Linked DNA regions of Homo sapiens: all the other regions are linked to region 3. The links are chromatin contacts, found by Hi-C or POLR2A ChIA-PET in ENCODE. All regions are on one chromosome and are shown on one strand. The core of a region is the stretch at or near the end of the contact, and the rest is flanking DNA. Distances in the headings are between cores, read along the strand shown.

Region 1 (2,700 bases), core at 1-2,500, 1.2 Mb before region 3:
TTCCATGTGATGCAGGGAGCGAGGCCGTCACGAGGGACTCACTGGTGCCTGCCTTGGGGCTCCGGGACTGTGGGCTGTCTCCATCCGGAGGTCTCCCTACCACCAGGCTCTGTGGGGCAGGGAAGCCCAGTGGGGTGCAGGGAGCCAGGAAGCTGGGGTGGGGTCAGGGCAGGGTCCACAGGGAGACCGGGCGAGGCTGGCAGCCTTCCCAGTCCGCGCAGCGTCTCTGCAGGGGGAGCAAGAGCTGCCCTTCCACCCCTCCCAGGGGACGGGTAGGGGCACTCTGGGCTTTTCCCACCCCCTCACGCAGGGACACAGGCCTGGTGGGTCTATGACTGAAATTGGCCAGACCGCATTCTGGTGGTTTTATTCGGAAGGGAAGTTTACCCTGTTCAGCAGAAGCTGAGATGGGAACAGGAAACCCACAGGGCCCCTTTATTCGGCAAAAATGTCAGTCAGCGCCCCGGGGAGCAGCCGAGGGTCCCTGAGTGTGTGAGTGAGGTGGGGAAACACAGATGGACTTTGGGGGGCTCCCCCTTCTACAGGAAACCCGGAGTGGACTGGAATGGTGCAGGGGGAGAACTCGCCCCTCCCATCGGGCGCCTCCTTCATACCGGCCCTTCCCCTCGGCTTTGCCTGGACAGCTCCTGCCTCCCGCAGGGCCCACCTGTGTCCCCCAGCGCCGCTCCACCCAGCAGGCCTGAGCCCCTCTCTGCTGCCAGACACCCCCTGCTGCCCACTCTCCTGCTGCTCGGGTTCTGAGGCACAGCTTGTCACACCGAGGCGGATTCTCTTTCTCTTTCTCTTTCTCTTCTGGCCCACAGCCGCAGCAATGGCGCTGAGTTCCTCTGCTGGAGTTCATCCTGCTAGCTGGGTTCCCGAGCTGCCGGTCTGAGCCTGAGGCATGGAGCCTCCTGGAGACTGGGGGCCTCCTCCCTGGAGATCCACCCCCAAAACCGACGTCTTGAGGCTGGTGAGCCCCCGAGCCTCCTCTCCGTCTGCTCGCAGATCCCAGTTCTGACCCCAGGGCCTCCCACAGATCTCTTCCCCATGCCCCTGTCCTGGCCGTTGCTGGCTCCGGCGTCCAGCCCGTCCCCTGCTGCCTGGGGCTCTCGGGTCAACCCAGACCCCCAGCACTGGGCTCACCACAGTGGGGTGAGCAGCAGAGCCACAGCCCTACCCAGCAGACCTCCTCCTGCGTGTGTCCCCCACTCACCACTCCGTCCACGGGCAGCTGGTGAGCCCCCATTTGGCCGGATGTGGGCACTTCTGGGGGCTGGGTGTCTCTGGGCGTCTCTGGGCGGGGCCCTCGAGCAGGTGACCCAACTCCCCGGCAGCCCTGACCTTGGTGACAGGTGATAAGATCAGTGTGCAGCAGGGGGCTGGACCCAGGTGGGTGGGGTGGGGATACTCTCCATGCTCATGTGGCACTCCTGCCTGTCCAGCCACTATCCCCATCAGGGGCCCCCGACTGCCCATCAGCCAGCCCAGGAACGAGGCCACGGCAGAGCCACCCTCCCCGATGTGGCCCTGATCAGCCTGTCACCCACTGTCTGGCTTGTGAGCCTCTGGGGCCCATCCCTGGCTGCCCCTGCTGGCTCTTCAGGGGTCAGCAGGTCCAACCTAGGCCAGCAGGGGGGCCGGCAGGTTGTCTGCCCAGTGGGCTCAATGCTCCCAGGTGTGGGGTGTGGGGTCCCTGGCGAGGGCAGAGTTCCAGTTCCCAGGGCTCCGCGCTGCCAGGCAGCGTCATCAGGGCTGGAGGAGGGGCGGTCCCCACCCTATCCCGGGCTCCAGCGGTCGGCAAGGTTGTTCCATGAGCCTGGCCTGGGGCCCGCTTCTGTCCTCTCTACCAGGCACTGCCGCTCCTCCCCATTGCACAGAGGGAGATTCAGGCTGTGGGGCCAAGCCTGGCAGAGCCCACAGGGCAGCCAGGGCATCTCCCAATGCCTGTCCTGACCCCCTTAGGTGCTGTATCTCACCTTCCTGGGAGCCCCCTGCTACGCCCCAGCTCTGCCGTCCTGCAAGGAGGACGAGTACCCAGTGGGCTCCGAGTGCTGCCCCAAGTGCAGTCCAGGTAGGTGCAGCCCTTTGGCGGGCCAGCTCTGTGGGCCGAGGGCAGACACTCTTGCCCCCTTCTGCCCCAGACACCCCTGTGTTCTCTGCCCCCACAGCCATGGGTGTGATGAAGCCCTGGGGCTAGGTGTGCAGACAGTGAGGGCAGAACCCCCAGGCCAGCAGCTTGGACTCTTCACCCTGGGGGACCCTCACAGTCACACTGCACAGGGGGTGGGTCTGAGAGACGTGGCTGGCCCACCGTGGCCAGAGACATGGGCTCGGGGGCACATACCAGAGCCGGGCCAGGTGTCCCAGGAGGCCCCATGTGCTTCCAGAACTTTCCGATTTTCCCCAGAGCAGCTCTGCTCATGGCTGATGGGGCTGCTGTGTCCCGTGGGGCTCATGGGCCATTTGAGTCCCCTTAGCTGGTGTCTCCCTGCTTGGGCTCTGGGCGCGGGTGGAGTGATGGGTGGGCTCCCGAAGGGGCCTCCCGCAGACTTGCGAAGTTCCCACTCTCTGGGCGGCAGGTTATCGTGTGAAGGAGGCCTGCGGGGAGCTGACGGGCACAGTGTGTGAACCCTGCCCTCCAGGCACCTACATTGCCCACCTCAATGGCCTAAGCAAGTGTCTGCAGTGCCAAATGTG
Region 2 (2,700 bases), core at 49-2,548, 1.4 Mb before region 3:
CACTCTGTTGCCCAGACTGGAGTGCAGTGGCACGATCTTGGCTTACTGCAACCTCCGCCTCCCGGGTTCAAGTGATTCTGTCTCAGCCTCCCAAGTAGCTGGGATTACACGCACGCGCCACCACGCCCTGCTGATTTTTGTATTTTTAGTAGAGACGGGGTTTCACCATGTTGTGTAGACTGGTCTCGAACTCCTGACCTCAAGTGATCCACCCGCCTCGGCCTCCCAAAGTGCTGGGATTACAGGCGTGAGCCACCACACCCGGCATCTTTTTTTTTTCGTTTTTTAATCGGTGATGGGGTCTGGCCCCGTCGCCCAGGCTGGAGTGCAGCGGCACAATCATGGCTCACTGCAGCCTCATCCCTCGGGCTCAGGCGATTCTCTTGCCTCAGCCTCCTGAAGAGCTGGGATTACAGACGCCGCCACCACGTCCGGCTAATTTTCAGATTTTTTGTAGAGACGGGGTCTTGCCATGTTGCCCAGGCTGGTTTCAAACTCCTGGGCTCAAGCGATCCTCCCGCCTCTGCCTCCCAAACTGCTGGGATGACAGGTGCTGCTTCATTGAGTACACTGGCTTCTGTACTCAGCTCCCGGCCTGGTGAGGCAGGCAGGGCCTGGCTGAGCCTACACTGGGGTCAGCAGGGCGAGGGGCCTGGGCTGCTGCTCAGGCCTAGGAAAGGCCGGGGTCAGTGTGAACCGGACCGAGGTATGAGGCGTTCGCGCCGCGGGCGCTCTGACCCCTCTGCTCACAGGGGAGGATCGGAGGGAGGCTTGAAGCACTTGCCAAGGCCTCACACCTGGAGGGGACAGAGTCTTCCCCAGCCGCTGGCGTCAGCTGGACCTGCCCTGAGCTGGGGACGGGAAGGGCTTGGGCGGGAACTGGAGGCCCACGCAGGTCCCCCGCGGTGTCTGCGGCCTGTGCCTCTGGGGCCACCTGGCCAGGGAGGGCAGGAGGTGCCCCGCACATCCCTGAATGGCCGCAGGGCAGGCGAAGGAGACTGCCGGGTCCCAGGTTGTGGGACGGGCCCAGGCGACCGTGACCACACACGGCAGACACCCCGCCTCCATGAGGGGCAACACCCCCTGGGCCGCTCGCGAGGACGTCCGGCCGCGCCCGGCCCTCACCCGCCAGGCTGTGCAGGGCGCCGCCCGCCGCGCTCCGCAGCCCACCGCGGTAGTACTCGTCCTTCTGCGCCGCGCGGATCACCTCCGGGGGGCTGGCGGCGGCCGGGGCCATGGCCGCGGGTTCGGGTGGTCCCGAGCAGCCACGCCGGCCACGCCCACGCCCAGACGGGCGAGAACTGATGACGGCACGACGTGGCTCTGCGTGCGGCGCAGACCTCTGCGTCAAGGTGCTGGGGCGGGGCCGGACTGGGGCTGGAGGCGGGGCCAGGGCCCGGGCGGAAGCGGGGCTGGAGTCCGAACCAGCGCAGCGCGGGGCGGGGCAGCGGGAAGGTAGTCGGAGGCGCAGGGCGGAGCGGAGCGGGGCGGGGCCCGCGAGCCGAGGTGGGGGCGGGGCACGCGCGAGGGGCGCTGGCGAGGCAGCGGGATGGGCTCGCGGCCGCGTGGTTGCTGCGACCTCGGGGTCCTACGCTGCCAGGGGCCCCTGCTCTGCTCCCTGCACGTCCACGGGCCGCCCTCCCACTGGGGACAGCGCTGCGGAGTGGAGACGCTGCAGGCCCATTTACGGCTGGGGAGACGGAGGCTTTCGCTTGGGTCTTCGGGAAGCCGAGCTCCCAGCGCCGGCCGCGGCGGTCCCGCCCTCGCGCCCTTTGAGCTGCGCGGGCTCTCAGCGCGGGTTGGCCAGTTCCGGGGAGCCGGTCGGTTTGGGGGCCAGAGGGGCACGAGGCGAGACCCGGGACCTTCCAGGCCCCGAGCAGCCGCCTTCCCCAGTAATCCTGCGCGAAAAGCACACGGCCGGCTTGGTGTGGACGCCCCCCTGGTGCCCACGGGAGGCAGGGCCTGGCGGGTGGGGGGCAGCCGGGAAGCCGCCGCGTGGTTCCAGGACGGGCGGAAGGTGGCCTTCCACCCTCCACCCTCCACCCTGCCTGGCCTGAGCCCCGCAGGTGCTCTGGGGAACCACATCGCAGGCGCTCCGATCCCTCTGCTCCCAGGGGACGAGCGGAGGGAGGCCTGAAGCACTTGCCAAGGCCGCACACCTGGAGGGGACAGAACCTTCCCCAGCCGCTGGCCACAGCTGGACCTGCCCTGAGCTGGGGGTGGGAAGGGCTGGGGCGGGAACTGGAGGCCCACGCAGGTCGCCTGCGGTGTCTGCGGCCTGTGCCTCTGGGGCCGCCTGGCCAGGGAGGGCAGGAGATGCCTGGTACATACCTGAATGGCTGCAGGGCAGGTGAAGGAGAAGGCCCTGTTTTTTGGCCCCAAGGGCAGCACTTGGCCCTGGAGAGTCCTGCAGGATTGCAGGAGGAAGGCAGGGCACGACAAGGGGGCGTCTGCGCCCCGCTGACCTCAGTGGGGAGGGCCTCCAGTTCCTTGCCTCACCTCTGGTTCCATCTACAGGAGCTCAGCTGTGGGATCATCCCCAGACTGGCACAGCCCAGTCACAAAGCCAGAGCCCCACACTGCAGGAATGGCCCCTCTTACAGGGAAGGGGCATGGCCTGGGTGGCCCCGCCCCGCAGGCCCTCTGGCTACCAAACCTCCCAGCGCCCCCGCGCCCCTTTGGAGTTCTGACCCCGCGGGT
Region 3 (2,700 bases), core at 12-2,511:
CTGACCAGCAAATCCAAGAAGGGGACCTCCAAGTAGGCCCAGCCAGGCCCCCAAATACGGTCAGCCCAGCAGAGGCCGGGGCCCAGCTCCAGAACCACCCGCCCCCACCATGCGTCCTGCTCTCAGACTCAGAATTAAACCCCGGTGTTGGCACTGTCCCACCTTTTTCTTCTCTGGGATCCACGCGGGGGCCTACTCTCCTCTGCGACCTTGAGCTACAAGGACACTCCCCATTCCAAAGCTCACTCACAGGGAGTCAGCACACCAGCCTGTGCCCCTAGCTCCTAACAGGTCCCCTTGCGGCACCAGGCTGCCAGAGGCCTGAGCCGGGGTGTCCGCCCAGCACTCAGCACAGACCTCACGCCTGAGCAGAAGGGGTCTGTGACCTTCTGCCCTGGGGGCTCTCCTGGCTGGGGCACTCTCTTGCTGGAGGACCCCTCTGGAAGATGGTGAGGGTGGGGGGCTCTGTTCCCATCCCCCCGCTCCTGGAAGGAAAGCTTTACGCACGGGAACGGTGTCTGTGGTCCCCGACGCTTCCCCGGCGCCTCTGAGGCTCTGGGCGCCTGAACACCTTCGGAAGGGACTCTCCCCATTACCCTTCTCTGCTCCCCACCCACACCTGCTTCCCTTCCCGCCGCGAGCACCGAGCGTGGGCCACGTGCGGGCGCCACGCCCCTCAAGCCCCGGAGGAGGACGGTCCCCGCGGCCGGGTCCCCGAACCCAGCATTCAGGCCCAGACGCGCCCAGAGCCTCCCGCAGTCTCGTCGGCGCTGCAGCCGGGTCCCCGCGGGGCTGGGAGGCTCGTGGCGTCGGAGGGGCTCCAGCAGGGGTGAAGGAGGTCGGGGACCCTGGAGGCCCCAAGGGCGAGCCGTCTGGGGGCAGAAAGTGCAGCCCTCTGCAGACCCTGCCCGGCCCCCCTGCACCTCCTGGCCCCGGGGCTGGGCGGCCTAGAGCCCCGGCCCCTTCCGGACGAGGCGTCTCCCGGCCCCACTCGCCCCGCCCCCAGCCCCTTCTGGACCAGGCGCCTCCCCGCTGCGGCCCTAGCCCTTCCCCGCATGGCCCCGCCCCCCTCTCGCCCCGCCCCCTCTCGCCCCGCCCCCGGCCCCTTCTGGACCAGGCGCCTCCCCGCTACTGGCCCCAGACCTTCCCCGCATGGCCCCGCCCACCACTCTAGCCCCGCCACCTTCCGGACCAGACACCTCCCCGCTGCTGGCTCCAGCCCTTCCCCGCGTGGCCCCGCCCCCGCCCTCGCCCCCTGCCCAGGCCCGGCCCCTGCGGAGCCCAGAGACGCGGGGACACAGGTGAGGCGCGCGGGGTCCGGGCTGCGGCTTCCCGGTGCGGCCGCAGTGGGCAGGTGCGACTGTGCGCGGCCTCGCTGGCTGAGAACTGGCGGGGGTGGGGGCGTGCCCTGGACTGACCCCCACCGGCCTAACCCGCGGTGCGGGGCCAGGGCCGGAACTGCCCGCCCGGCTCCTTGCCCGGCTCCTTGTGGCTGCTGGGGACCCCCGACACCAGCCACTTTCCCTTCCCGGCCCTTAGCAAGATCGGCTTCTCCGGTCACCTTTATTTTTTTAGGCTCGAGGCGTCTGCCGCACCTCAGCCCACGACCTGCCCCGCTGGGAGGTGCGGGCCGCTGGCCAGGCCCTGACCGCAACCTGGCCCAGAGGCCCCAGCCCTCAGGCAAGGTTCTCCGGGTAAGTGTGGGGCCCTGAGGCGCTGTGGGGTGAAGAGGTCTATGGAGGGGCGCCTGTGTACCTAGGGCCTTCCTGCACTCACAAGCCCCCAGGAGGTGCCAGGATCCGGGAGCCTCCCAGGGCCTGGAGGGGAGTCCCTGATGGGTTCCTGCCGCCACACCTGTGACCATCACATGAGTGTGGAGAGACGTTTACTGAGCAAGTGAGGGAGGCCAGCCTCAAGGGCCGGCTCTGGTGGCTGTGCACCGGGGTGACTTGGGAACAACGTGTTCTACGTCAGCAAGACAGGAACCCATGATCCCAGAGTTGAACACACTGGGCTTGACCCCTCCCACCGGGAGGCCCATGGTGGGCTGCTGCTGTGGACTTGGAGCCTCAGCACTCCCGAGACTAATGCTGCGTGGATGTCGGGTTGCAAGGCGGCTGCTGCAGCTCCAGCAGCTCCAGCCATCACGTCGAGTCTGGAAGAAGGAGGTGGCTGCTGCTGCTTTCACAGAAGCAAACTCTCCCATCCCCTGCTGCACCCTGGCTCCTGGACCCCAGCTGGGTGACTTGGGAAAGCAGGGGTGGTGGTATTAAGCTTGTCTTACCCGGGTCATGGCTGTTACCTGGGGCTGGCACATTGCTGCTGGGACCAGAATGGGATTCTGCACACCAGGCAAGAGGGCGTGAACCTCGGGTAGGCAGCTGACCGCTCCACATGCTCCGGGAAAACAGCACCCATACTCCAGTAGAGGCTGGGCCTCTCCGGGCCTGAGTGCCAGGCTGCACTGAGCCAGGGCTCCCACCGAAGGCACACTTTATGGCTTTGAGACAGCTCCTTCTGCCTCTCTGGGCTTTGGGGGAAGGCAGACATGGAAGTGCCGGGAGTCTCAGAACTGCCTGGGGCCTGAGTTTCTGAGCTGGCTTCTTGCAGGGGAGTGGCTGCTGTGCCTTTAGGCCTCTGTGCCGATGACCTGGGAGGAAGGTCAGCCTTCCCCGCTGGAGGGGGCCCAGCAAAGCCTCA
Region 4 (2,700 bases), core at 146-2,645, 1.9 Mb before region 3:
AAGGGGCACCAGGGCTACAAGGTGGTAGTTGAGTATTGGGGCCCGACTCCTGGGGCACTGGAGTGGTCTCTAGGCCCGAGGCCCCAAGGAGAGGGCTGGGTTTCTGGGAGAGTGCTGGTCCTTCCTCTCTGGGCTTGGCCATCTTGACAGCTTCATCGTAGGAGGGTGGAGGCTCCGGGGTGTACAGGCTGTAGGCAGGAGGAGCCATGGAGTCCAGGTCCAGCTCCCCAAAGGGCAGGGGCAACCGCATGCCCAGTGGGTACTGCACGGAGCTGTAGGCTGCAGGGAACCAGAGTGGGTTCGTGGAGGCGGGCTTGGCATTTACCCCCGCCATCTCCACCCTCAACTGGCGGGCCCCTAGGCACTCACAGGTCACAGTGCTGTGTACAGGGCTGTCACTGTCCATAGGGATGACTGCCACGTCGCAGGGCTGCCGTGCTGGTGGCAGATGTGGCTGGGCCTGTGCCTGCTTCCGGAGGCAGCAGAACCGGACACAACCAGCTGTGACACCACACAGCAGAAGCAGGAGGACCGCCAGCAGGATGAGCCTAGGAGAGCAAGGCTCTACCACTGGACTGACCCTCGGCCACCGGGCACCTGCACCCTGGGGAATGTCGTGGCACAACCACCGAAGACAGGTTAACAGGATAAAAAGCAGACAATGTCTCTCCATGTCGGAGACCGCCGTGGCCAGAGCCTGGCCTCGGGCTGCTGGGCCTGCCCTGGCTATCTCTCCTGGGCTGGCCAGGGGTGGCCTTGGGCTCACTCCCAGGACTCGCTGTCCTCAGCGAGTGCCCCACTGCTGAGCGGGATCGTAGGGGACTCCCGCGGAGGCCAGGCGGGAGAGGTGGGAGGGAAGGTCCTGCTTGCTCCAGGTCAGTTCCCGCCAGCGGCCGGGACTGGGCGACAGCGGAGGCGGCCTGGTGAGGTAAGGGCCTGGCGGGCCTGGCCCCGGTGACCCCCGCCCCAGAACCGTCGGACGCACGGCTCCGCCGCGGCCTCCACTTACCCCACGTGCCACAGGCTGCTCCAGCGGGCCTGGGGCGGGCACCTGTGGGGACGGCGGCACCTGGAGCAGGCGGGGCATGGGACGGCCGACCTCGCCACCCGTGCCTCCCCATAGGGCGGGGCCAGGCCCCGGCTCCCTCCCCCCCGACTTACTGGTCCGAGGGGTCGCAGCTGCCGTCCGCGAAGCCCAGCGCCACCTGTGGGGACAAGGGTGAGCCCGGGAGGGGCGTGGTCCGAGCAGGGACCCGCCCCGCGGTGGCCGAACCGAGAGAGAACGCCGCCCGACCCACCTGCGGCAGCGGCAGGAGCGGCAGGAGCGGCAGGAGCGGCAGCAGCAGCCGCAGTCCGCGGGCGGCCAGCGGCCCCCGGGCCATGCTCTGAGGAGGTTGGAGCAAAGCCCGGCGGCGCGGCTTTATGGGGCCCCGCCCACCACAGGACACACCCACCACATGACACGCCCACAGAACGCCCGCTCAGAGTAAACCCCGCCCACCGGGCCCCGCTGGCCGCAGGCCCCGCCCACAGGCGCACACGCCTACTGGACGCCCCACGCAGGGTAAACCCCGCCCTCCGGGCACCGCCCAGAGCAAACCGCGTTCGTCGCAGGCCTCGCCCACAGGACGCCTCACGCAGCATAAACCCCGCCCACTGGGCCCCGCCCAGTGCAAGCCTTGTTCGCCGCAGGCCCCGCCCACAGGAGCCCTCGCCCACGAGACGCCCCCATTCGCTGGGCCTCCACTCAATGCAAACCCCGCCCACTGGCCCCATGCCCAACGTAAGCCTCGCCCACCATACCCCGCTCAGCGCAATCCCCTCCCACTGGGCCACGCCCAACGTGTTCAGAGGGCTTGTCCGCCACAAGCCCTACCCCGCAGCTCCACCTGGCCCAGACTCGTGAGGCGACGGTGGGTCTCGTCCTCAGCCCGGGCACGGCGCCTTAACCTCGGCCGAGCGTGGCCTGCTCTGCTGCTGGTCTGGGCGTGGCCCGGGGACCCTCGGGAGCTGGCCTGGAAAGTCGTGGCTGCCTTGGGTGTGGTCCCTCGGGTCCAGTCTCGCAGGCGGGCTCCAGGTGGACTGTAGGGTAACGCCACCAAGATGCTGGGCATCCCGAACTTGGTGTTTGGACACTTGATTGTGGACCTGCGCTGCAGGCGCTGTCTGGGGGCTGGCCCAGGGGGCTGGAGCCTGGCCCTGGCTCTGGGCTGTTGAGGCGCTGGGTGCAGACCACTTTCCCAAAGCACTTGGCCTTGGGGGCCATGCCCCACCTGGGGAATGTGACCTCCATTCCCGAGGGCCACAGGGAGCCCAGTGCCCTTCCCTCAGCCTGCAATGTCTGCTGCTCCCTGTGCAGGGGCAGGCCTGGGGCCATTTCTTCCAGGGGGACCCCAGACCCTTATCCCTCTGCCACCAGGCCAGGGGCCCTGTTAGGCTCTTGGTGCCCTCTGCTCCCCGTGGGACCAACAGCACACCGTCTCTCTGGTGGTCAGGCTAAGGGAGGTGGTCAGCACAGCAAGGGGCAGGGTCCATCTTACTGCAGGAGGGGCATGCACCCCTTGCTCAGAACTGTTCCACATGTGGGCGCTGCTCAGTGTCCCCCACCCCTACCACAAGGGCAGTGACCCTGGAGGGCAGGGCCTCCTCTGCGTGGCTCTTCTGCCCATACCTGCCCCTTCACTGCATCACTCCTTCCAC

What was found. Hi-C counts contacts between places; a loop is a spot of excess contacts on that map. ChIA-PET counts read pairs that join two places held with the same protein, here RNA polymerase II (POLR2A). Pooled maps may share reads with other maps.
Region 1: a pooled map shows a loop between it and region 3 (2.8-fold over the local background). The contact joins the promoter of TNFRSF14-AS1 here to the promoter of SMIM1 in region 3. A Hi-C loop is called at or near these places in 2 of 37 single-sample maps with no recorded cell type and 7 of 50 pooled maps.
Region 2: a pooled map shows a loop between it and region 3 (13-fold over the local background). The contact joins the promoter of PEX10 here to the promoter of SMIM1 in region 3. A Hi-C loop is called at or near these places in 3 of 37 single-sample maps with no recorded cell type and 7 of 50 pooled maps.
Region 4: a loop to region 3 is called in a pooled map, with 13 times the contacts of the local background. The contact joins the promoter of TMEM52 here to the promoter of SMIM1 in region 3. A Hi-C loop is called at or near these places in 2 of 37 single-sample maps with no recorded cell type and 8 of 50 pooled maps. POLR2A ChIA-PET finds 5 or more read pairs at or near these places in 1 of 52 experiments (OCI-LY7).

Annotation. Positions count from the first base shown.
Region 1 is chr1:2,555,761-2,558,460 of GRCh38, forward strand. It overlaps TNFRSF14-AS1 (TNFRSF14 antisense RNA 1), which reads right to left and starts at 1,251. Exons shown (of 7, transcript NR_037844.2): 1 at 1,217-1,251; 2 at 1-936. It overlaps TNFRSF14 (TNF receptor superfamily member 14), which reads left to right and starts at 611. Exons shown (of 8, transcript NM_003820.4): 1 at 611-973; 2 at 1,966-2,074; 3 at 2,583-2,700. The coding sequence starts at 905.
Region 2 is chr1:2,411,266-2,413,965 of GRCh38, forward strand. PEX10 (peroxisomal biogenesis factor 10) reads right to left here and starts at 1,299. Exons shown (of 6, transcript NM_002617.4): 1 at 1,126-1,299. The coding sequence starts at 1,237. RefSeq lists enhancers at 1-526, 527-1,107, 1,108-1,688, 1,689-2,268 and silencers at 885-1,264, 1,425-2,024.
Region 3 is chr1:3,771,488-3,774,187 of GRCh38, forward strand. SMIM1 (small integral membrane protein 1 (Vel blood group)) reads left to right here and starts at 1,262. Exons shown (of 4, transcript NM_001288583.2): 1 at 1,262-1,301; 2 at 1,576-1,694. It overlaps CCDC27 (coiled-coil domain containing 27), which reads left to right. Exons shown (of 12, transcript NM_152492.3): 12 at 1-158. The coding sequence ends at 36. RefSeq lists enhancers at 1-323, 1,610-2,125, 2,126-2,641 and a silencer at 669-1,548.
Region 4 is chr1:1,917,884-1,920,583 of GRCh38, forward strand. TMEM52 (transmembrane protein 52) reads right to left here and starts at 1,396. Exons shown (of 5, transcript NM_178545.4): 1 at 1,299-1,396; 2 at 1,162-1,205; 3 at 1,010-1,051; 4 at 370-548; 5 at 1-279. The coding sequence starts at 1,382. RefSeq lists enhancers at 713-1,514, 1,574-2,167, 2,168-2,700 and a silencer at 993-1,632.